Linked DNA regions of Homo sapiens: all the other regions are linked to region 2. A link is a contact called in ENCODE Hi-C or POLR2A ChIA-PET data. All regions are on one chromosome and are shown on one strand. The core of a region is the stretch at or near the end of the contact, and the rest is flanking DNA. Distances in the headings are between cores, read along the strand shown. Region 1 has its middle 110 kb from the start of RBMS3-AS3. Region 2 overlaps RBMS3 (RNA binding motif single stranded interacting protein 3). Region 3 has its middle 15 kb from the start of LINC01985. Region 4 has its middle 340 kb from the start of RBMS3-AS3.

What was found. Hi-C counts contacts between places; a loop is a spot of excess contacts on that map. ChIA-PET counts read pairs that join two places held with the same protein, here RNA polymerase II (POLR2A). Pooled maps may share reads with other maps.
Region 1: a loop to region 2 is called in a pooled map, with 1.9 times the contacts of the local background. The contact joins two enhancer-like sites. A Hi-C loop is called at or near these places in 1 of 168 maps with a recorded cell type or tissue (PC-3) and 9 of 50 pooled maps. POLR2A ChIA-PET finds 5 or more read pairs at or near these places in 1 of 52 experiments (Panc1).
Region 3: a map with no recorded cell type shows a loop between it and region 2 (17-fold over the local background). The contact joins two enhancer-like sites. A Hi-C loop is called at or near these places in 3 of 37 single-sample maps with no recorded cell type and 3 of 50 pooled maps.
Region 4: a map with no recorded cell type shows a loop between it and region 2 (10-fold over the local background). The contact joins two enhancer-like sites. A Hi-C loop is called at or near these places in 8 of 37 single-sample maps with no recorded cell type and 9 of 50 pooled maps.

The regions. Positions count from the first base shown.
Region 1 is chr3:29,167,667-29,174,413 of GRCh38, reverse strand. No RefSeq gene overlaps it. Among named protein-coding and RNA genes, the nearest start is that of RBMS3-AS3, 110 kb to the left of the region's middle. Within about 2 kb of position 2,838, at least 2 of the 41 ENCODE cell types and tissues checked have a DNase peak (open chromatin) inside an H3K27ac peak, as active enhancers do.
Region 2 is chr3:29,681,228-29,687,843 of GRCh38, reverse strand. All of the region lies in intron 4 of RBMS3 (RNA binding motif single stranded interacting protein 3), which reads right to left. Among named protein-coding and RNA genes, the nearest start is that of RBMS3-AS2, 42 kb to the right of the region's middle. Within about 2 kb of position 3,988, at least 3 of the 41 ENCODE cell types and tissues checked have a DNase peak (open chromatin) inside an H3K27ac peak, as active enhancers do.
Region 3 is chr3:30,501,294-30,507,325 of GRCh38, reverse strand. No RefSeq gene overlaps it. Among named protein-coding and RNA genes, the nearest start is that of LINC01985, 15 kb to the left of the region's middle. Within about 2 kb of position 4,490, at least 2 of the 41 ENCODE cell types and tissues checked have a DNase peak (open chromatin) inside an H3K27ac peak, as active enhancers do.
Region 4 is chr3:28,936,682-28,943,365 of GRCh38, reverse strand. No RefSeq gene overlaps it. Among named protein-coding and RNA genes, the nearest start is that of RBMS3-AS3, 340 kb to the left of the region's middle. Within about 2 kb of position 2,546, at least 2 of the 41 ENCODE cell types and tissues checked have a DNase peak (open chromatin) inside an H3K27ac peak, as active enhancers do.

The sequences.
Region 1 (6,747 bases), core at 1,589-4,088, 510 kb after region 2:
TCGAAAGAATAAAGCTCAGAAATGTCCTTAACATTTCTGTATTTCTGCACCACATATCCCACTGTGAAAGGGAGATTAAAAGAGAAACCATTATAGGTATATGGTAATATAAATATGTAGAGAAAGTCAATGATCCAAAAGAGCAGAAGATTGTTATAAGATGCAGGAATGGGAACTGCTTGCTGTTATAGAATAATACCATCTTTTCCTGTTGCTAATATGAATATCATGTGATAATGTACTAAAGTTACCTCAGGTTCAGCTATCAGTGATGATGCCATATTTGTCTCCTTTAAAAGTTACTCAGGGCCGGGTATGGTGGCTCACACCTGTAATTCCAATACTTTGGGAGGCCGAGGAGGGCAGATCACCTGAGGTCAGGAGTTTGAGACCAGCCTGGCCAACATGGTGAAACCCTGTCTCTAGTAAAAATACAAAAAATTAGCCAGGCTTGGGGACACATGCCTGTAATCCCAGGTACTCAGGAGGCTGAGGCATGAGAACCGCTTGAACCTGGGAGTTAGAGGTTGCAGTGAGCTGAGATCGGGCCACTGCACTCCAGCCTGGGTGACAAGAGTGAAACATCATCTCAAGAAAAAAAAAAAAAAAGTCACTAAGTCACTATTGGTGAAGGTCCTCAGCAAGAAGAAATTGCAAGATAATTCTAGAACTAGCCAATAAATTTACACTGAAACCACTTTATGTATATTCTAATTAAAAATATTGCTTTAGTCTTAAGGAGAATTTATGCCCTTTCTGGTAAGTACTATTAAAATATTTGGAGTATACTACATATACTAGTAGACCAGAGTATCCTATAATAATTATTGTAGCAGACATGTTTCTGCAGCCTTTGCAGTCCAGCTAGTCCTCTTACAGCTCCCGCTGAAGCACATTTTAATACAAACATGGTTATTCCAGGTGACTTCCCCAACTTGAGTCTGAGTGAACCAGGTAGTGGCCTGAACAAGACTGAACCAATCAGATGTCTTTTCTGGAAATACAGAAATATCATGTGATGAATTATAAATCTCTATAGGGAATTCGAATTAAGAAGTGATGTCAAGGAAAAACTGGGATTTAGTTGTGTGAATGAAGCCACAGACAAAAAAAGTCTGTCTGGGAAGGGATAACAGAGAGCAGGAGTGAGAGAGGCAGGGGTCTGAGACGGGGAGAGGGAGAAAGAAAAAGTATAGACCATAATAGAGATAAGAGAAGATTTTATTCAAAGGTAGTGAAAGAAATGTTTCAGTTCTGGATGGCTTCTTAGTTTTTGGCTCCAGTTTCTTGCAATACCTGGATCCACTACTGATTCTGAGCTCCATAAGGCATTCCTTTATCCAAATATTAAGTTATTCTTTTCTGCCTAGAAGATCTTGAGTAGAAATTGCAATTAAATGACCACTGACTAGGCAAAATGGAAGGAGCAGATGCACAGAAAGAAGCAGAGCTGAAGGACCATGTGGCTCAGAGAGAGAAACCAAGGACTTTCTGGTTCTGATAAGATGTGTCACATGTTTCATAGGAATCCTGTGTATCATTCCAGTGACTCCCGCTTTGTCTTCGCTAGCTTGAATAATTTATATTCCTAACAACCAAATGGTTACTTTTTTTTTTTTTTTTTTTGAGATGGAGTCTTGCTCTGCTGCCCAGGCTGGAGTCCAGCGGCGCTATCTCGACTCAATGCAAGCTCTGCCTCCCAGGTTCATGCCATTCTCCTGCCTCAGCCTCCCAAGTAGCTGGGACTACAGGTGCCTGCCACCACGCCCGGCTAATTTTTTGTACTTTTAGTAGAGACAGGGTTTCACCGTGTTAACCAGGATGGTCTCGATCTCCTGACCTGGTGATCCGCCCACCTCGGCCTCCCAAAGTGCACCGCGCCCCGCCAGTGGTTACTTTTTAGACACTGGTAATCTTCCCTTTTGTTTATGTCTTTTCATTTTCCACTGTAAAATGCATTTATTGTCCTTCATCTTTGGCTTTCAAATCAGCATTTCCACTTCACATTAAGGATTCAGTGACCCTCCATTGAAGATTTTAACGTCGTTTCAGTTCTAAAGCCATAATCACATAAGTAAAGATAAAAAGCCTGAACCAAACATTATACATAAATAATGACATTGTAAGTCAAGAAGTTATTATAAAACACTGCAAAGAATATGTGAGAAAGGCCATGCAGCAGATTCTTAAATATTTGTTTAGAAATATATCATGTATATGTAGCTTCTACTCCAAAAACATAGTGTTATAGGTTTCTACACCTATATTTTTTGTGTTTTTTTTTCCCCATTGTTGGTTTTATTTTAGCAGTATTCATTATGAACATCATGATTTGGGAGAATTAAAAAATGTTTACATACGTGTGTGTATATGTGTGTGTTGTGTGTTGTGTGTGTGTGTGTACTGATACACACACATGTGCATGCATTTTTTTTTAAGTACCCACAATGGACTTTTTGGTAAGCAAATGTCAACATAAAGTTCACGGAGAGGCTAAACGACTTCCTGTGTGTGTTTATTTCCCGTACTGCCTGTGAGGAAGTCTAAAAAGAACAGTTTCTACCCAACAGCTCTCAGAGTTTCAATAGGTTTTTCAAAGTTACCTCCCCACCCCGTGCCCCAAGCAAAGGATTCCCACTATGTGGTTTCTAAAGATTTCACTTACAACTTGCTGAATACAGAGCCTGAATGGACAGTAAAACCCATACCAAACCTCTCTTTGCACCCTGTGTGGGACAAGTGGTTACTTTGTTCATTTACAAAGGCCTAAAAAAGAGAGAGACAAACTGCCCTTATGGTATAAGAAGCTTCTTTCAAATAAATCCTTATAAAGGGATCTAAATCATGGCATTCAAAAGGAAGGAGGCTGCACAAGGAAATGGGTAGAAACTTTTAAGTTCTTCTCATACCCTGTCACCCCGGAGGAAGAGAAAATATATCTTCTCTTCTTTGACATTATCTTTTGTAACATTCCTCAAAGATGAGTCTCTAGCTTGGTCTCCGTAGATTTGCTTCTCTGAGGAAAGTCAGGCTTTTTTGTTATTGTTATTGTTACTCCCTTGACATGGGGATTGTCTTTATTTTTCCAACATCACTTGTTTTATGACTTGTAAACATAAAGTATCTGAGTGAGCTTTGCTTATCAGAGGCCCTTTTTATCAAATAATCATAAAACATGGTGCTTTCTGGCACTTAATTTTATTGTTATTGTCAAGCTTCAAAACTTCAAAGGGTGGAATGTGATAGAACATTTTTTGTGCTCTAGAAGACATGTTTTAGGGCTCTTGCCAGCCATGCTGTGCTTCCAGAGCTCCCACTGAAGACTGTCCCTAGACCAGCAAGGTTATACCAGGTGACCCCTCCTACTTACATCTGCTAGGACCAGGGAATCTCCTGATCTGCTTTGACTCCTCATATACTGTCTCCTAAAAATTGGGAATTGCCACTCAGTGACTAGGAAACCTCTATTAGGACACAATAAGAAGAAGCTCTGTCTACTATTAAATACTAATTATTACAACGACTCAGAGTTCTTCAGAGATTAGAACAAGGGTTTCTGGCATGAATGTGAATGGAGAGGCAATTTCAAATTCTGCCAGTTGCTTTAGCTGGGAAAGGATAGGTAGGTGTTAGACTTAAAGCCTAGACACGAATTTTAACCATGCCCATTTCTACTTAATGATCCTGAGTAAGTCACTCCAAAACTCTGCACCCTCCCCTCATCTGAAAATCCCTGGCTCATTGGGTTACTGTGGAAGTTAAAATAAAATGAGGTATGTGAAAGTATCTGGTACATAGATAATATTCCATAAAAGCATGTTGAAAAAGAGAACAGTAGAGAAAAGTTGTTCAGAGCGCAGGTTCTGGGGGCTGACTGCTGTGATCAGCATAATGCTGCTTACCCCCAGCTCTCTAATTTTGATAAACTCCTGTACCCTTCCTGTGCCTCCCTTTCTTTATCTGTAGAATTGGACTAATAATAGAACCCACCTTCTAAGATTGTCATTGGGATTAAATAAGTTAATAAAGCATATAATAGAGTTTCTTGTACTCATTACATGATGTTAATAACTATTATTGAATTTAAAAGCTACTATTATTTTTTATTCTTAAAACAATATAAACATATAACCTTGTTTACGGACAGAAATTTGTGAAAGCCTTGTCTCCTCTCCTTTTCTACTTCCTTCCCTTCCCCCCCTTCCTCTCTCTCAATTTTCCTCCCTCCCTCCTTCCTTCCATCACTCTCTTCCATCCTCCATTTCTTTCTTTGTTCCTTCCTTCCTCTCTTTCTAAATGAAAAAAAAAGTAGCATAGGCTAATTTCTTTACATTTGAGTAATTGATTCTAATACTCATTTTCCTTTTCCCTCCTAAAAGTTACTCTACAGCTCATTTCTGGCTCAGTGCACATTCAATGAACCCAAGCACACTAGTGCTCCTGCGTGAGTGTGTGGAAGATAAAGTCATACAGAACATCCCTGGAGGACAGTCCCACAGCCCCAGAGTAACTGCGACTGAAATGGGCTGATTCCCCAAAATGAAATTAGCCTATAAAAATGACGATACATTGAAAACGATTCTTACAAGTCTTTTAATAGTTTAACATCAAGAGGTAAGCTAGTTTATCTGTTTTAAGAGAAATGTCAATGCTAGACCATAAGTGATGCTAGGGCAGGAGTTAATAATCTTATCTCTGCACCTAATACCATGTCTGGTACACGATGGTCCACAAAAAAACCTATTCATTCATTAAACATTTAATGGGGCTGGCAGCGGGCCAGATACTGTGTAGAAGCTGGGAGTACAACCATGAGAAAGAAAGACACAGACTCTGCTTTTATAGATATTAATAATTAGCAAGAAAGGCAGACATTTTAATAAACAGAAAAATAGTGATATATTTGATATTTCTGTGGATCTTGAGTTCAGTAGAAAGCTCTGTCCTGGAGATTTAGAAGTCATCAGTGACTAAGACCATGCAAATGGACTGAGTTGAGAAGGCAGGGAGCTTAAGGCTATCACCAAATTTATTAGTATAAGCTTAAGGTGATGAGCTAATTCAATTAGGCCCCGTATCCAAAAAATTAATTCCCATCGGCCAAAGACATAAGGAGTGGCTTATTAGTGGAAAATTCTATAAAATTACTGTTTCCATGCTGCAAAGTATGGCAAAGTACCATGAGTAGTTTGCCCTTGGCAAGTTCATTCTAATATTAGTACCACTTATTGAATCTCTACTTCAAAGGGCACAGATTATTGGGAGTTTTCATTCTCAAGCACAGAATATACTCTCTACCAGTCATGAAAATCATTACAGACTAAAAAACTGTTTTGAGTATCAGAGAACTAAGGATAGAGTAACCACTAAATCGTAGTAACAAATGATAATCATCACCCAAGAACTATCCTATCCATCACAAAACTTTAGTTGCAATAACCCCCTCCTGCATCCTCTCTAAGGAATCTTGCCAGAAGTTATGTGTCTTCAGCATTGTATGATTTATGCTGTGGAATGTTATCATGCCTTTGTTACAAACTACTTCATCAGCAATTGAATAACAGGCATTTATTGTCAACTTACCATGTGAGCAGTACTGCACTAGATCTTGCAGAAGGCACAAGAAGGTGAGGGATACTCACTCTAAGTAAATTCTCCATCTATTGGAATATGTCAATAGACACTCACTAAATATTTATTGAAAGAACTTGCTGTGCTCACCTGTTGTTACCAAATTTTACTAATTTCAGATGTTCTACTGACATGTGAGCTAGTCTGTGAACTATTACCCAATTTGTAGTCCTTCAGCAGATTTTATTGTTCCTTTGTCTTTATCATCACATAATTTGGAATTTACATATTTTTGTGGGTTTTTTTGTGGCAGATATATCTAAGTTCAAAAGCATTAAAATGTGTTTATGCATGCACTTGTATCTTACCCTATCTCTTACATACACAGACAATTCAGAATCTTTTAGACTGGGGCTTGGCAATTTGTTTTACTACAAAGGGTCAGATGGTAAATATTTTAGGTTATATGAGCTACACAATCTCAGTAGCAACTATTCAACTCTGCCATTGTAGCATAAAAGCAGCCATAGACAATCTGAAAAAAAAAAAAAGGGGAGTGGCTGGGTGCCAATAAAACTTTATTTACAAAAGCAGGCAGTGGGCTGGATGGATTTGACTTGCTGGAGTTTGCCAAATTCCGTTCTAAACTGTCAACTTTTTAAATTTATCATTGTACTTTCTCCACCAACAAGCATAATGTTATGGAAAGAGAAGTTGGGGAAAGAAAACGCTTTGAATCAATTCATAAATTTCTTTATGCCTACTGCAGAAGGTAATTGAAGTTGAAATTTACAGGAAAGGATCATGAAAATAGAAGGTGTTTAAAACAGTATGAATAGTGATACTGATGAGAGTAATGGGGAAAAGGGAAATTGCTTTCTTCCTTCTATATCTACCAGTAGTTTGCTCCATGTAACTACAGAATATCCCAGTTAGAAATATCTTACAGAGGCCAAGCGCGGTGGCTCACGCCTGTAATCCCAGCACTTTGGGAAGCCAAGGTGGGTGGATCATGAGGTCAGGAGATCGAGACCATCCTGGCTAACATGGTGAAACCCCGTCTTTACTAAAAATACAAAAAATTAGCCAGGCGTGGTGGCGGGCACCTGTAGTCCCAGCTGCTCGGGAGGCTGAGGCAGGAGAATGGCGTGAACCCGGGAGGTGGAGCTTGCAGTG
Region 2 (6,616 bases), core at 2,739-5,238:
CAACTAATAGGTAGGATATTATTTTATTATCCCTCGTAACTTATGTCTAGCAAGTCACAATTGTGAAAATATTGGTATCTTCTCAGCATATGGAAATGGGAAAACAGGAAAGCAAAATTTGAAGGGTCCAAATTTTTTCTTCAAATTAATGTTTTTGCTGTTATAATGTTTTATGAACATTCCCTATATGAACCAACACAGCATACCCCGAAAACCTTTGTGTCTAATTATCAGTAGTTATTTATCATTCATTTCTCAAAATAATTAGCTTCGCTTGTCTAATGAAGGAAAATGGGGATTAAATTGAGATAGCTTGTGTCAAATATGAAACAGATATTCTCTGCTCTACAAATCTGAACTTAATGTCTTCATGTTGAAGGAAAAAGAAATCCTGTAGATAATAATGTTTAACTGCCTAGATAACCTTGTCAAAACTAACTAAATAACATAATACATGTTGCCTATGCACTGGATTCTTTGAGGATTCTATTGTTTTGATTATTTCAAGACGAACACATGGCTTTGAACATCAGAGATATAAGCTATATTCTAAAGGGGTTGGATTAAACAGAAACCTGGCTGTTCTGGGAAATTGGAACAATCCTTTTATGTTAAGTGGCTTTTAAAATCACTTCTATTATCTGTAGCCATGTCCTCAGTTGACACAACTTAGAATATTTTGCATAAAAGTATAAGTGTGACCTGAAAAGGAAGGAAAAAAACTTATCTGACTCAAAAAGAAACCACACATAAAGAAAACCCACAAAAACCCACTTTCAAAATGCATGACCTCATTCTTTCCTAGTACTAGTCTGAAAGCAAAACAAAACTGATGATATACTTGTAGAGTGCAGCATCTAGCCAGTACCTGCCATTTTATCTTAGAGAAGAAAGATAAGGGCTATGTTTACTAAGGCTAGCAGGACCCTCCTCCTTAAACAAAATAATGACTTTATTTCTGACAATCCTAAGGTTTTGTTACACATAGAAATTGAAGAAAAAAATAAACAATAAACATTTGTTAAGTTATATCCTATTATTTTAGAGTTTATATGTACCAAGATAAAGGAAAATAAGGAAAGACGTATGAAAATGTAAGCAATCATTGGTTCTTATATTTAATTAATTTCCTATTCTTTGTAATTATTTGTTTTTGAATTTTTTTTACAGACAGGGTTTTTCTGTGTGGTCCAGGATAGAGTGTGATCACAGCCCACTGTAATTTAGAACTCCTGCACTCAAGCAACCCTCTGGCTTCAGCGTCTCTAGTAGCTGGGACTAGTGGGGCATGCAATCACATCTGGCTTTTTAATTTTATTTTTTACAGAGATGGGGTCTCTTATGATACCCAGGCTGGTCTTAAACTCCTGGCCTCAAGCAATTCTCCTATTTCATCTTCCCCAAAATGTTGGAATTACAGGCATGAGCCACCATGCCCGGCCTATTTTTTGTTTAAAATATCAGAACTGTCCATGATATGCTATCAAACAATGAATATACACCAAGCCCTTCAGAGACACAGTAAGCCTAAAAAGATCTAATAAAATAATTTTGAAATGGGGGGACTCAAGAAGACCATATTTTTACTGAGAGACATACAAGTAATTTTATTAGAATGTACTGATTAGAGTAATAGAGATATGGTTAAGATGAAGCAAATGAAAACTCAAGGGAAAAGAACTGTTAGCCTACGTTGGCCAGAGAGTCTTGGTATAGAAGCCCTCCTGAATATGTCCTAAAGGCTAGTTGGTACCCACCTTTTAGGCCACCTGTCTAAGGTCAAAAGTGCTTACCATAGTAAAGTGCTTGCCTCCATCTCCAGTAATGAAGATCCAGAGAGGGAAAGCGATGTTGTTACACAACTTTAATTTGGGCCCACTTTGGAAGACTTGTTGGTAAATATGGGAAAACTAACGTTAGAAGTCTTCCTGATTCACCCAGCTGCCAGGCACAGTGATGGTGGTGGCAGCAGTGGTGCAGAAGGTGTGGGGAGAGGTGGGACTAACTGTGACGGAACGTGCATATAAATGACTGGCAGGCAAGGTACTGAAGTTCTTACCAAAGTGATGATGCAGGGATGTCCTAGATATGTCCTAAAAGACTGCATTTCAAGCTCTCAAACAAATATTACATTTTCCTGCTTATTTATGCCTATTTGTTCCAGGTCGAGTCGCACAGTTCCTGCCTATTGTTTAAGCAAGTGATTTCTTTCTAATAAGTATATACCTCTTTGTGTATCTACTTTTCTGCTCTTATCCACACCTGAGGGAAGGAGGAAACCGGAACTTGTTTTGCACCAAGTAATGGCTAAAGAACTGATGTTCTTCCCTTTTTTAGAGGATGGAATGGACTCCCATGGGACAAAAAAAGGTAGAATAGAGCTTAAATAGCAACTTGAGTATCACATCAAATATACAAATGAAAAAACAGAGAAACTAATACAGAACGTATTAAAACTCCCTCTATAAAAAAAATGTTTACCGGGCTGGGCGCTGCAGCTCGCGCCTGTAATGCCAGCACTTTGGGAGGTCGAGGCGGGCGGATCACGAGGTCAGGAGATGGAGACCATCCTGGCTAACATGGTGAAACCCCATCTCTACTAAAAATACAAAAAAAAATTAGCTGGGCGTGGTGGCGGGCGCCTGTAGTCCCAGCTACTCGGGAGGCTGAGGCAGGAGAATGGTGTGAACCCGGGAGGCGGAGCTTGCAGTGAGCCGAGATCGCGCCACTGCACTCCCGCCTGGGTGACAGAGCAAGACTCCGTCTCAAAACAAAACAAAACAAAACAAAGCAAAACAAAAAAATTGTTTACCGGAAACTGTTTTACCCCTGAAAAATATAAAACTTATACTTACACACATACACACATAGTAACAGGAAAATTAAAATCTAAAAAAAGAAACAATAAAACATGCAACATAAACCAAACAGAATTCTGTTTGTGTTCATCAATAAACATACTAAAGGGAAAAAATGTTATCCTTTTCTGTACACAAAGACCATCCTCTTTAGCTCAGTGTATGTGTCTGTGTGTGTGTGTGTGTGTGTGTGTGTGTGTGTGTGTACATAACAAACCTTACATTTTACCTGTTTGAATTTTGTGACATTCAAATTCTGGATAATATGCAATGTTAAAAAATTGGTTTCTGATGGCAAAATAAATAGAAGGGATCAATCATATGTGAAAAGTAAAATTATATCCAAGGACTTATAAGGAAAATTTTTATGTCTATCTATCAAACAATCAGAAAACTAACAAAACAATGCTTTCAGGGAAAAAAACTATTCATTCCATAACTCCCTAAATAAAATTCCATATACAGTTGAATAAGTCCACTAGAGGTTATTTTTTTACCACCACAGTTGGTTTTAATTGATTCCATAAATGATACAGCCATGTGGTAAAACTTCTTATCATATAGATAGGTACATAAAGAAATACACCTTTCCAGAACTGTGTGTTTTTGAAAATCCCACTTATTTTAAAACATTAAAGTCTGTTATAATATGACATTTTATGTTTTTCAGAGTGTCCACAAATAATAAAGACATCAAAAGTAAAAATTTAAATACAGTGACTCTTGTCTTCCTAAAAGTAGGGACTGTGTTTATTTTATTTTTGAATTTTAGTTGATAGGCCTCCCAGTACAACACCATAACTATTAAAATTACTGTTTAGGGTATTATTAATTATATCTCCTGAATGCATTGAGAAAATTCTTTGTAATGCAATAGTCAAAAGAGAAAATGAACTGTACTTATAACATATTGGTGTGAATAATTAATTGGTTTCTCACAAGAATATCCTCTGTGGCTTCTTTTGTTTATTATACTAGTCACACCTTTCCTGGACCAAGCAATTCTATTCTTAAAGAGCTACATAAATCTAGACAGGAAAAAAGATCCTAAATATATGATTGACACCAAAACCAGCAAGCCAGCAGCTCTGGGGATAGTCATTTTACAAAACTGCTTAGTCATTCCTGTCCAGCCCTGTAATGCCCAAGTGTCAGCTGCTGAGAAACCATATCATGAAAAGTTAATTTGGCTCTTAAAGATAACATGCTTTTAAAAAGTGATAAGAAAGAAAAGTTGAGCTGGGTTCAGACAGACTGTCTCTGTTCCCAAGTTCCGAAAATGCACTCCCAGAAATATTTTCTGTCGCCTTATCAGCAGCAACATTCCTTAGCAATCCTGATTAAATAAAATGTTTCTTCCTTCAAGGAGGTGGTGTGTTTGTGTGTGTGTGTGTCTGTGTCCCTATATATTTCTAGCCAGGAGTTAGCATGAGACTGGGTAGAAAGCCAGTGTTATAGGCATGTCTCCTTAAACTTCACACTTTCCTAAAGTTGTTTTTTCTCTTTGCCTTCATCTGAGTCCTCTCTTCCCTCCTCCCCTTTATTCCCCACTGCTATTGTTCAATTTGGCAGCACATTTATGGATGCAATCTTTATGAGACCTGCTATGTGAAATAAACTCACACTCTATTCTCGGCATCCTCCCTTCTCTTGTCTATCCCCCTTGGAAAATGTGATAACCTGTGTTTTTGAAAATACTACTGTCTTGTGTGTACATTTGCTTTGAAAATTGAGTCATTGAAAATGATCTTGAGCAAAGCAACTCACACCTGGGGAACACTGCAGTGAAGAGAAAGATCACATGGAGGCTATGAGGAACCAAACAAATGGTCTTGACATCTGCTGAAGTGTTATGTAGGAAGCCGGGTAGTAAAAAATGAAAGCAAAGCTTGATTTTTCACCCCACCATTCTGCCCCCGACACACTAAGAATAATCTTGACTGACCCAGTATCTATTTGCCTCTCTGAGAAAAGCAGTGAAGTTGAACTGGACATTATTATCCCACAGTAACAGTGATCCAAATACTTAAACACTTAGAATTGTACACTTTGCATAGGAAGAGTAATTCCTAGAGTATATCAGCTTTAAGGCAAATGGTGACACGTTTGCATTCTTAGAATGATAGAATATGCTAGTTTCTGCCAATCTATCTCCTTCTCTCTCTCTCTTTCCTACTTTGTGTATCCAAACCCTACTTGGACAGCCTTTTTGTGAATAGCACTGTTGCAGAGAAACATTAGCTGTTTTAATAGGACACAAAAATGAACCAGAATAGAAATGTTATAGAGTGGTACTCTGTGCCCTTCTGGCCCTTTCAGTTGCCAGGTGCAGCAGTTCGCTCCCCAAACCTACAATGGGAAAGGAATGCCACCCACTCCCTTGCTTTCCAGTTTCAACTCCTGCCTGTGGCAAAAACTGTAAGAAATCTTGGTACTCTTCCACTAAGTATAGACAGGATCCTTCCTAACACAGCACCCCAAGCAGCCAAAAATCATTATCAATGAATCAGAGCTTGTTTAAAAACTAGCATCTAGCCGGGCATGGTGGTTCATGCCTGTCATCCCCGCACTTTGGGAGGCCAAGGCCGGCGGATCATGAGGTCAGGAGACGGAGACCATCCTGGCCAACATGGTGAAACCCGTCTCTACTAAAACAAACAAACAAACAAAAAATTACCTGGACATGGTGGCGTGTGCCTGTAATCCCAGCTACTCAGGAGGCTGAGGCAAGAGAACCACTTGAACCAGGGAGTAGGAGGTTACAGTGAGCCAAGATGGCACCATTGCGCTCCAGCCTGGCATCAGAGCGAGACTCCGACTCAAAACAAACAAACAAACAAACATCTAATTGCCTTCCTGCATCAAGCCATCCTTTCGTAAGATTGGTGAGCACAAAGAAAGTTGTGGATCCATTGAGATGCTATCTCACACCAGTCAGAATGGCTGTTATTAACAAGTCAAAAAATGACAGATGCTGGTGAGGTTGTAGATAAAAAGGAATGCTTTTAAATTGTTGGTGGAAGTGCAAATTTTAGTTCAACCATTGTGGAAGACAGTATGGTGGTTCCTCAAAGACCTAGAGGCAGAAGTACCATTTGCCCAGCAATTTCATTACTGGGTATATACCCAAAGAAATATAAATCATTTTATTATAAAGATACATGCATGCATGTGTTCATTGCAGCACTATTCTCAACAGCAAAGACATGGAATCAACCCAAATGCCCATCAATGATAGACTGGATAAAGAAAATGTGGTACATATACACCATGGAATACTATGCAACCATAAAAAGGAAGAAGATCATGTCCTTTGCAGGGACATGGATGGGGTTGAAAGCCATTATCCTCAGCAAACTAACGCGGGAACAGAAAACCAAACACTGTGTGTTCTCACTTACAAGTGGGAGCTGAATGATTGAACACATGGACACATGGAAGGGGGAACAATACACACTGGGGCCTGTCTGGGGGGATTGTGTGGGGGATGGAGAGCATAAGGAAGACTAGCTAATGGATGCTGGGCTTAATACTTGGGTGATGGGATAATATGTGATCCAAACCACCAGAGCACACATTTACCTACGTAACAAACCTGCACATGCTGCACATGTACCCATTAACTTAAAATAAAAGCTGAAGAAAAAAAAATAAAGTTATAGATCAGTCAGCATGAGGCTATTTACTTATGTTGGAGGTGTTGGTAGGAGAAGAAGCTGATTAGCTTTCTCTTTGTACATTTTTTTCATTCTTACACT
Region 3 (6,032 bases), core at 3,241-5,740, 820 kb before region 2:
TTGTATGTTGATTTTGCGTCCTGTTCAGTTCTTACAGTGGTTTTTTTTTTTTTTTTTTGGTGGAGTCATGAGGTTTTTCTAAGGATAAAACCATGTTGTCTGAGAACAAGGCTAATTTTACTTCTTCCTTTCCAACATGGGTATCTTCTTTTTATTTCTCTTGCCTAATTGCTCTCACCAGGACTTCTAGTATTATGTTGAATAATAGCAGCAAAAGTGGGCATCTTTGTCTTTTTCCAGAATTGTTCCACAGAAAAGGTCTTCAATTTTTGCCCATTCAGTATGATGTTAGCCATGGGTTTGTCACATATGGCCTTTGTTATTTGGAGGCATATTCCTTCTATATCCATTTGGATGAGCATTTTTTTCAAAAAGGAATATTGAATTTTATCAAATGTTTTCTTGACATCTCTTAAAACAATCATTGATTTTGTTCTTGATTCTATTAATGTGATGTATTGTGTTTATTGATTTGCATGTGTTGAACCATCCTCGCATCCCCAGGATGAATCTCACTGACCGTGGTGAATGATCTTTTTAATGTATTGCTGAATTTGCTTTACTAGTATTTTGTTGAGGATTTTTGCATCTATGTTCATCAGTAATATTGGCTTGTGGTTTACTTTTTTTGCTGTGTTCTTGTCTGGTTTTGGTATCAGGGTAATGCCGGCCTCATCGAATGAGTTTGGAAGTATTCTCTTTTCTTCAATATTTTTGAAGCATTTAAGTAGAATTGGTATTAGTTCTTCTTTAAATGTTTGGTAGAATGTGTCAATGAATCCTTCAGATCCTGGGCTTTTCTTTGATGGAAAACTTTAAATTATAGCTTCAATCTCTTTACTTGTTATTGATTTAGTGAGATTTTGGATTTCTTCATGGTTCATTCATGGTAGGTTGTACGTGTCTAGGAGTTTATCTATGAAAGGGAATAATCTTGAAGAGAGATGCTACAAAACCCAGAAGGAAGCCGTTGCACAAGAGCGCCTGGGTGATGCAGGCCTTAGTACTGAATCACAGAGGAAAGAAGCAGACAGAAAAGGCTGGAGAATTGATCTGATAAGGCAAGTAGTGCAAAAAAAACCACCACATTATTATTAAACATTTCTTTCACAGTGTCATTTTCAGGAGAATCAAATATGGCAAAATACTTTGAAAAGCACAATGTGTGATATGACTGAAAGGCCTATTTATTAACTTTTTTGACCTATTCATGACTCAAGGTCCTCCCTGGGTCTAGGTGAGATTTCCCTCTATCAGTTAAACGACTGGTGGCGCAACTTGGAATGCTTGGAGAGGGGTGAAGTGGGATGAGAGATTTAAGTAAGAATCCATCCACTGTAGTCACCTAAGCTCTAATAACCATCTTCCCCCATCTTACCGTGTTTCCTTTAAAACTCTGAACTCCAATAACAGACCTCCAATCAGAAGGGGTGAGGGAATAGTTATAGAAAGACAAAAAAAAAAAAAAAAGAACAAAAAACATGAATAAGCAGTGTAATATCCCATTGTTTCTTTGAATTTAGACTATCATGGACAAAAATTATCTACGTTTGCCTTTTTTACCTCAGATCAAATCCTGTGTAGAAACTTTCTCAAATGCTATATTTACCATGAAGCATGTTTTGACCTACTCTCCGAACAGAAAGTCACCTCGCATTTTCCTGACTACCTACTGAACTTTATTCTGTATTTCTTAAGTGCCAAATCTCACCTTATGCCCCATAACATTGTTATGTAGAAACTTGTAGATCCCTTGCAGAGAGGAAGTAAGCCTGATTCATTCACCTTTGTAAGTTATTTTCCAAAATGTTTGGAATTTTCCAAAATGTTTAGAGTGCCAAGTATTTAGTAGGTATTATGGGCTAAATCGTGGATCCCAAATATTAATATGTTGAAGTCCTAATCCCTAGTGCCTTGGAATGTGATTGTATTTGGAGACAGGGTCTTTAGAAAGGTAACCAATTAAAATAGAATCGTTAGCGTGGGCCTTAATTTAATATGACTTGTATTCTTATAAGAAAAGGAGATTAGGACACAGACATATACATGCACAGAGAGCCACCATGCAAATGCACAGCAAGAAGGGGAAAATCTGTAAGCCAAGGAGAAAGGCCTCAGGAAAAATGCATTCTGCCAGCATCTGATCTCAGACTTCTAACCTCCAGAACCACAAGAAAGCAAATTTCTGTTGTTTAAGCCATCCAGTTGATATTTTGTTATGGCAGCGCTAACAGACTAATACAGTAGGTATTCAAAGAAATGTAACTCACAATACTCTATTTACATAGCTCAGCTGTTCCATTATACCACATGTCTAAACTTGACTGGAATTTAATTCATTTAACTTTTAGAAAGTGTATGTCTGGGTCAGGAGTTTGAGACCAGCCTGGCCAACAAGGCCGCCTCTACTAAAAAAAATACAAAAATTAACCAGGCATGGTGGCGTGCGCCTGTAATCCCAGCTACTCGGGAGGCTGAGGTGACAGAATTGCTTGAACCCAAGAGGTGGAGATTGCAGTGAGCCAAGATCACACCACTACACTCCAGACTGGGTGACAAAGCAAGACTCCATCTCAAAAAAAAAAAAAAAGAAAAAGAAAAAAGTGTATGTCTCAAACGTTTAGAGCTGGAGAGTGTTCTTGCCTTTGAAGAGAAAGTTAATAGAATTCACTCACAATTGACATTCTGTAAGGTACAAGTGCTAAGAATGTATGTGCCAGAATCAGTTGGCCCCATGATCAAATGTCAGCTCCCCTTTTTACTGTTTGACTTTGAGCAAGTGATTTAAACCTCTACACTATAGCTTTATCAGCTGTAAAACAGGTATAATAGCAGTTTTCTACCTCATGATTTAGTTGTGAGGACCGAACGAGGTAAGTCCATGAAAATTGCTGAGAATAGTTCTGAGACCAGAGTAAACAATCTTTTTTTTTCTAAGCTGTTATATAATAAAGCTATCGTAAACTAGGGTAATTATGGCAACCATTACAAAAAGAGCAAATGAATCAGCATCTGTATCAGAAGATCCTATAGTTGACAAACACTGTCTCATATTCTAATATACATTTTTAGAATCAGAGAGGTATAATATAGTTTATATTCACAGAATCAGGGACTCAAGAGCTTAGAAAATGGGGTGACATGGGGAGGCCGAGGTGGGCGGATCACGAGGTCAGGAGATCGAGACCATCCTGGCTAACACGGTGAAACCCCGTCTCTACTAAAAATACAAAAAAAAAAATTAGCCGGGTGTGGTGGTGGGCGCCTGTAGTGTCAGCTACTTGGGAGGCTGAAGCAGGAGAATGGCGTGAACCCGGCAGGTGGAGCTTGCAGTGAGTAGAGATCGCACCACTGCACTCCAGCCTGGTGACAGAGCAAGACTCCATCAAAAAAAAGAAAAGAAAATGGGGTGAATGAAAGCAGAGTTCTAGTGGGCCATTTTACCTAAGAACAGGTATTCCTTTTTTCTTTAACTCCCAAGACTGTCAGCAAATATATACTCAATGCAGGCAAGCAGAGAAATTTTGGTGTGACATATGGCACAAATACCAGTTTTCAAATGACACCCACAAAAAGTCACTAAGGAAGTAGAATCTGCCTACTGAAAGAATGAGGAAGATTCTGGGTCATTTGTAGAAAAACATTGACTGGATGTCTGTCAGTCTTATGATGAATCATAACTGAAGGGCAGACAGCTAGATGTCTTGGCATTTGGGGGTTTATGTAGAGACCCAAGACCTGAGTCCATTCCCCAGAATCCGGAGGAGGCAGGACTGATTCTGCTCAGTAAGGAGCTGATATTTTCATCTGTTTTCCATGTTGGAATAGGCTTTTCTGGAAAGAGCTAGGTGGACGGGAAATGGGATCAACAAGAACCTCAGATACTGCCTCAACCTAGAACTTGCATTAGTTGGTTTCCCTGTAGCTTTGCAAGTATGCAGGAGAGTAAAGAGTGTCATTAATATTCATCAACAGATCTCTACAGAGAAAAAAACAACAAACTATTTCTTGGTCTCTGGTTCTTTAAAGTATAGATAATCATAACGTTTCATGTAAAAATTGTTGCATTTCATAAAGTAATAGGTGTTTAAACAGAACAATAATAATTGAGCACTAGTGCACATATTCTCCCCCAACCCTGTCTCTCTGCCACTCCAACTTCAATACCCACTTGAACACCCACACCCCTCTAGTTTTTATTTCTGTAGAAGGAAATAATCTGAGAATGATGACTTTCATTTATTGAGTTCCTACTATGTGCCAGGTGGTGTTTAATTTCATAACAACTTTGCAACGTATGTACTCTCTCTGTTTTATAAATGAGTCTCCAAAAAGTGAGTAACTTGTCCAAGCTGTAACAGCTGATGAGCTATGAAACTAGAATGTAAAACAAAATTTGTCTGGTGATAGCCCCACCCATTTACCACATTATCACATGAATGGTATGCATGAAAGATTACACAAAGTTCATCTCATTTACCTATTGAGTCATGAGGAACTAGTCACCTGGTCTAAGCAGGTGCTCAGAGGCCACTGTTCTCCATTCCATAAGGATACACAATCACTCTTCCCATAGTTAAGACTCTTATGAAGGGCATAACCAAGTTTCTCCCTCCCATTAATAAAAACTTACTATTTTACTGCTGTCAGGCATAACTCTTTGTGCAATACAAATACTTAGCAATGTCTCTGCTTTGTGGTTCTAGCTGGGAGTGGTAATGGCAACATCTTAATTTGTTTCTCCCACCTTGCTTCTGACAAGGAACATGGTTGGGTCACGAATCATGATTTTAGCATTCACAAAGAACTATAATATCAGGAAATATGGAAGGTTGGGGTGGAGTGTGAAGGAGAAGAGGCTGCTGGACTGACCAGAGGTTTCCAGAAACAACACACTTGTCCAGGACTTGTAGCTGAAGAAGGTCATAACGAGTTGCCAACAGAAAACAAAGGACCTGTAGTCCCAGCCAAATCTCTGCTTACCTCTTACCAGCAGCTGTGGGTGCTTTTGCTAACATCTCACATCTGCAGTCTCATCCAGGGAAGTGTCCTTGGGCAACAGGAGCTGCCTAGCCCAGTAGTGTCAGGAGTTGGTGTCCTGACTCCTTCTGTTCCCACCTGGGGCAGCCCTGATCCAATGACTCACCAGCACAGGATTCATTTCTTCATCTTAAGATAGGGCAGGCTCTGTGGTACAGTTTACCCTCCAGAGGGTAAGGATGAAGAATAAAGATAGATTTCATCTGAAACCACATCTTTGCCTAGAGTTTTTTCCCCTTCTCTGTCCTATTTCTCTCACTTTCTTATAGATTTCTCTTGGAAGTACTCCCTGAATAGATCACGTGCATAAGAATTCCCATCTTGAACCCTGCTTCTAGGGAGTTTTTGGCCTAAAGAATTTTCAGAAGCCAGGTGACAAAACCAGAAGAGCAAAGATGCAAAGACTTAGAGCAGGGACCCAAGGGGAGAAGTGGAAGTGCTCTCTTGGTGAGTTTCTATGACAGGACTTCTCCAGTATCCTTATTGGTGGGCCATAGCCACATATATGGCTGAGGGTATGAAGGCAGGGAAGAGGTGACAAGGAAGAGGAAGAACAGGAAATTCAAGAATCTCTTTCAGAATTCTAAAATTCCTAGAAAACTACTCATTTCCTCAACTCTATAAGTTTTATGACATCTCTATTCTTTCCACAAAACATTCCACTTTGACCTTGACCCCTCTAGTAACTGAATTGGTGTCTTATAGGGCATAGTTCAATGTCATTTAAGTCTGGGCTTTAAACCCTACTAGCTTTTTCAGTCTTTTGGGAGGGGATAAGGAGGCATTGCTAGAGTAGACTGTTCCAAAAGTGTGGGGCCTCCTGCCTCAGCACAGTTCTTTTCTTCTCTTTTTCGCTTGGGCACAAAGGGAAGCACTTGACTATGGCAGCCACACAACACTGGGACGCTCAGACTCTGTAAAGAAGTGATGAACCTCAAAGTCTTTGGAAACAAATAGAGAAATTTTCTATCTTTATTCAACTTCCATATACT
Region 4 (6,684 bases), core at 1,297-3,796, 740 kb after region 2:
AACATTCATAGGGCAAAGGAAATATTTTTTTTCTACCTCAATTCTAAGTAACACAGGGAAGGAATTTAATGGAAGAACTAAGCCCAGCATGGTGTACAATGAAAGGGTCCCTTTCAATGAATGGCTTCCGAAGTTGAAGGAGGAAGGAGGTTCCACAGCAGTAGGTAGGGAGGAGTCTTGAAAATTTTATTTTATATTCCAATCACTTTAAGAATTGTGACAGGTTCGCATCTCCTCACTATCCAATTTTTTTTCATTCCTAAAGAGAGCAAACAAAGCAAAGAAAACAGCCTCATGCCTCAAAATAGCAGGTTTCAAACTCTGGGAACTATGATGCATACTCTACCTTAAAACAACCCACTGCGCATGATTTCTGAGCAACAGCAACAAGAAGCAAGGGAATAGAGGCAAATAAATCATTCTACCAGAGTTCCCAGTCCAGAAGCCATTCACTAATTCTGATTCAGTGAGGCTGTTCAAGAGCCTTAAGTTGCAAATTCTAAATACTAATAAAAATCCAAACTGAGTATATTTAATCTCCATCCAAAGAGCCCAAAGCAAGTCTGTAAAAGATTCTCCCTTCAGCTTTTCCTGTGTGCTTTTGGTGCTCTGGTTTCTGGCACACATGCACATGATTACTTCAATAGAAATATTTATATGAATGAGATGCACCCATAGACTTTTTCTGCTGGTTCCTAATTAATTACTATTTCTAGCTAATTTACTCAGATCCTCTTCCAGGCCATCCCCACCCCTCAGAAGGTGCTGGGAATTATGCTTTCTGCACTTGAGGCAACCTAAAACCAATGAGTAATTGTTTCAGGGGTACAAATTTGGTCACCTTGTCTTACAGTGGGACAACTTTTGCTGTAATTCTTACTCAAGATGTCCCCATGGGATCAGGCTGAAGTGAGGCCTCTGCTAAAACTACATCTTTGCCTAGTTTCTTCCTTGTCCTACGTTAATTCTCTCACTCCTTACAGGTTTCCCTTGAGAGTAATTCCTCAATAAATACCTGCACCAGAATTCTTGTCTCAGGCTCTACTCCTGGACAACCTAATCTATGTTACGCCAATAGAATAACAATAATAATAGCAGGCCAGGCACAGGGGCTCATGTCTGTAATCCCAGCATTTTGGGAGGCCGAGGTGAGAGGATCACCTGAGGTCAGGAGTTTGAGACAAGCCTGGCCAACATGGCGAAACCCTGTCTCTACTAAAAATACGAAAAATTGGCCAGGCATGGTGGTGTGCGCCTGTAATCCCAGCTAATCAGGAGGCTGAGGTAGGAGAATTGCTTGAACCCGGGAGGCAGAGGTTACAGTGAGCCAAGATTATGCCATTGCACTCCAGCTTGGTCAACAAGAGTGAAACTCCATCTCAATAATAATAATAATAATAATAATAATAATAATAATAATAATAATACCAATATTATGAACCACCACAAGCACAACAGCACTTAAATTTACTGTTTATTATTGCCAAGCACTGTTCCCAAGGCTTTGCAACAATCATGTTTTTAAACCTCACAAAAACCCAAGAGATAGGTACTATTATTATTACCATTTTATAGAAGAGGAAACAGAGGCTTGGAAAGTTTTTTTAAGAAAAACTGGCCGTAGTGGCTCACACCTGTAATCCCAGTACTTTGGGAGGCTGAGGCAGGCCAATTGCTCGAGCCCAAGAGTTCGAGACCAGCCTAGGCAACATGGTGAAACCCTGTCTCTACAAAAAATGCAAAAATTAGCCTGACGTGGTGGTACACGCCCATAGTCCCAGCCACTCAAGGTGGCTGAGGTCGGGGCTGATCGCTTGAGCCCATGAGTTTGAGGCTGCTGTGAGCCTTAACTGCACCACTGTGCTCCAGCCTGGGTGACACAGACTCTGTCTCAAAAACAAACAAACACACAAAAACGTAGCTATGGTCCAACAGCTAGTAAGTACTGAAATGTGAAACCCAGGCAGTCAGACTAGAGTCTAGGTTCTGAACCCCCATTATATTCTAATTCAAATCCTAATATATTTTACACCGATAGGATCCTTAAAATTCACTCATCTGTTGTGTAGTTTCTCATCTCAAAGACCCAGAAATGTATCCTTAAGTAGCCAGTAGAGATTTGGCCATGGGATATAAAGGCACACATTGTGAGCCAGCTGCTGATTTATAGGGTGCTGGAGACACCACAGAGAGGAAGGAGCTCCACCACCTCTCTCTCAGTAGAGCTCAGACTGCAGGAAATCAAATCCATGGACAGACTTCAGAATACTTCTGTTTTATAGACTGAATTAAGGAAAATGGAGTGGATATTCTAGCACTGCTGGCTACCCTGTGCTTTATTTAGGTTCATGACCCCTGGCTGTAAGGACCCAATCTCAACATTTTAGAACATCAGGTGGGAAAGGAATTAGGATATCCTCCTTTTTCTTTCCTGCCCCTTTCCTCCCCTGAAAACTGCAGCTGCACATGTCACCAAAACACAGAGACTCTGGAGGGCTGTTTTTGCTTACAACAGCCAGTTAGAAAGCAAAAGGCCAGCAAAGTCCTGCCAGAGACTTGCTGTGCCCTGGACAATTTCCCACATAAACAAAGTGGGAACTCTTTTAAAGAAAAGATGCCCTTGGCTTTTTGAGGGTGAGAGTGATCTTCCTACAAAACCACAATCTTTCCCTGGCCTGGAGTTCCCCTTATGCAAAATTCAAGTATATGTGGTTTTACTTCTGTATAACCTTTTCTCAGCAAACCCACAAGAATTTGAGTTCCAGTGCAAGTGATTTGCCAATTACTCCAGTTTTGGATAACTAGAAAAAATAGAAAAAAAACAGTGTTTACAGAGGAAGAAGGGGTAACTCAAAAGTCATAATCAGTGGAGAAATTTTGCTAATAAAATCTGGAAAGAGAAAAGACAGGAAAGATGAGGTTAAATCCGGGTCATATTAAGATTTTAGGGACTGATACTTACTAAAAAGAATTTTATAAGCTGCTCATGATATGTGTAATTCAAAACAACAACTTTATACCCTATATGTTAGGTATAATGTTTGACAAAATTAAACTAGTTTCTTCTTGGGTTTTGAGGATGTTTTTAATTTCAAAATTTTGGAGAAGTTCATTGCCTCTAGATTTCTCTTATTTTTGGAAACTTTGCTTAGCCAGTCCCCTAAAATGCTTGCTAACTATTGCACAAAGCAGCATGCAGTGAAGTGAAACCCAGGACTGAGAACTAAGTCCTTATACCTGTTGGAAGGAGGAAAGCAGTGATATGTACAATTGTTGCTGATGTGTATACTTGGCATAAATTTATATCAGGAAGATCTCAACAACTACATTATTCTGCATCTTAAAGGCCAAGGAGAGGCTACAGGAGGGACATAGAAAGAGGTGGCCAAAAACATTTGTGCTATAAACTTCCAAAGAAATCCAAAAGGCATTCAATATTTAGGAGATATTCTAGACACTAAGGGGAGAAAACACCTTAAAATGTGCACATTTTGGCCAGGCGCGGTGGCTAACACCTGCAATCCCAGCAGCACTTTGGGAGGCCGGGGTGGGTGGATCATGAGGTCAAGAGATCAAGACCATCCTGAGCAACATGATGAAACCCCATCTCTACTAAAAATACAAAAATTAGCAGGGCGTGGTGGTGCACGCATGTAGTTTCAGCTATTTGGGAGGCTGAGGCAGGAGAATCGCTTGACCCGGGAGGCAGAGGTTGCAGTGAGCCAAGATCACGTCACTGCACCCCAGCCTGGCTACACAGTGAGACTCCGTCTCAAAATAAAATAAAATAAAATAAAAATCTTGATTGTTTTTTTAGAATAAATATTGTGCATATTTGAGATTTACATATTAGGATATACATGCAGACACTAAAATAGTTACCACAGTGAAGCAGATTAAGACATCATCTCATACTTTTTTCTGATAAGGACAGCTAAAATCCATTGAACAAAAATCCCTAATACTGTATAATTTTATTAACTTTAGTTTTCATGCTATACATTAGATGTCTAGATTTGCTCTTCCTACATATCTGCTATTTTGTACCCTTTGACCTGTATCTCCCCATTGCCTCTCCCTACTCCCATTCCCCTGCCCATGGTAACCACTATTTCATTATATATGTGTATTTGAGCTCTTTTACAAATTCTACATATAAGTGAGATCACACAAGTTTTCCTTCTGTGTCTGGCTTATTTCACTTAGAATAATGTCCTCCAGGTCCATCCATGTTGTGGCAAATGGCAGGACCTCCTTTTTCAAAGGCTGAATATTTCTTCATTAATTCATCCATCCATGAACATTTAGGTTGTTTCCATATCTTGTCTATTGTGAATAATTCTGCAATAAACATGGAGTGTAGATATCTTTTTGAGGTGGTGATTTCATCCCCTTTGGGTATATACCCAGAACAGGGATTGCTGGGTTATAAGGTAGTTTTAATTTTAATTTTTTAAGGAGGCTTCATACTCTTGTCCACAATGGCTGCACCAATATACCTTCCCAACAGTGCACTAGCATTCCTTTTTCTCCACACTCTTGTCAACATTTGTTATCTCTTGTCTTTTTAATAGTCATCCTTACTGGTGTGAGGTGATATATCATGGTGCCTTTAACTTGTATTTTCTTAATTAGTAACGTTGAGCACCTTTTCATATATCTGTTGGCCATTTTTACATCTTCTTTTGAGTGTGAAAGAAAATGAAGTAATTAAGGCTAATGCTTTTAAGGGGAGTCAGGAGATTGTGGGAGGATTGAACTAACACCTGCTAAAAGTCAAACCACAGGATTTTCACTAGACCGGGTGTCCAATCTTTTGGCTTCCCTGGCCCACACTGGAAGAATTGTCTTGGGCCACACGTAAAATACTCTAACAATAGCTAATGAGCTTAAAAAGAAATCGTACAAAAATCTCATAATGTTTCAAGAAAGTTTACAAATTTGTGTTGGTCTGCATTTAAAGCTGTCCTGGGACACATGTGGCCCCAAGGCTGCAGGTGGGACAAGCTTGTAATAGACGAATAACAACTAAAGTCAGTATCCTTTGGCCTTCAGTGTCTCTCAGCGGAGAGTATATTAACTAACCAATCAGAATAGTTTACAATTTAAGATTTCTGCCAAGCCAGTGAACCGCCTCTGAAAATAACTTTTCACGAAAATCCCCCATAAAATACCTCACTTGTGTTTCCCTTGCAGGACACAATTCAGGACTGTCCTTACTCAGTGGACCTGAGTTCTGATTCTTTGTTTCCCAAATAAATCCTATTTCCTTTAACTTCTGTGTCAATCTTGTTTTACTTAATAGGATAAATATCTGTTTGAGTCTTTTGCCCATTTTTAAATAGAGTTATTTTTCTGCTATTGAGTTGTAAGAGTTCCTTATCAATCTTAGATATTAACCCCTTTCAAATATGTGGATTGCAGTTACGATTTCCAAGTCTGTAGACTGCCTTTTCATTTTATTGGTTGTTTCATTTGCTACACAGAAGCTTTTAGTTTGATGTAGTCCTAGTTATTTTTGTTTTTGTAGCCTGATCTTTTGGTGTGATATCCAAAAAAATCATTGCCAGGCTAATATCAAGAATCTTTTCGGCCGGGCGCGGTGGCTCACGCCTGTAATCCCAGCACTTTGGGAGGCCGAGGCGGGTGGATCATGAGGTCAGGAGATCGAGACCATCCTGGTTAACAAGGTGAAACCCCGTCTCTACTAAAAATACAAAAAATTAGCCGGGCGCGGTGGCGGGCGCCTGTAGTCCCAGCTACTGGGGAGGCTGAGGCAGGAGAATGGCGTGAACCCGGGAAGCTGAGCTTGCAGTGAGCCGAGATTGCGCCACTGCAGTCCGCAGTCCGGCCTGGGCGACAGAGCGAGACTCCGTCTCAAAAAAAAAAAAAAAAAAAAAATAGAGAATCTTTTCCCCTATTTCTTTCTAGGAGTTGTATAGTTTCAGATCTTAAATTTAGGTATTTTACCCATTTTGAGTTAATTTTTGTGTGTAGTATGAGATAAAAGTCTAATTTCATTCTTTTGCAGGTGGAAATTCAGTTTTCCCAGCACCATTTATTGTTTTTGTGTCCTTTTGGTGTCCTTGTAAAAAATTAGTTGACTGCATAAGTTTGGACTTATTTCTGGGCTTTTATTCTGTTCTATTGGTTTGTGTTTCTGTTTCTATGCCCGTATTATGCTGTTTTATCACTATAGCTTTGTAGCATAATTTTAAATCTGGAAGTATGATGCCTCCAACTTTTTCTTAGTATTGCTCTGGAAATTGTGGGTCTTTTTCTGGTTCCATACACATTTTCGGATTTTTTTTCTATTTCTGTAAAGAATGTCAATGGAATTTTGATAAAGATTGTGTTAAATCTGTATACTGCTTTGGGCAGCATGGACATTTTAGTAATATTAATTTTTCCTGTCCATGAGCATGGGATATTTTCCCATTTGTTTGTGCCTTCAATTTGTTTCATCATTACAGTTTTTGCATATAAATCTCTCACATCCTTGATTTCTTTTCAATTTGAAGTTTCTCAATCATTACTTTTCCCACTATGGGATTTCCAGGAATTTAATCTTTGAAGTCAGAAAGACAAATCTCTACTTCTAAAATTTATTACAACTAAGGAAAGACACATGAGGATGCATTAATTTTTTACTCATGTAAACCACACACATGGTGCAAAGCATCA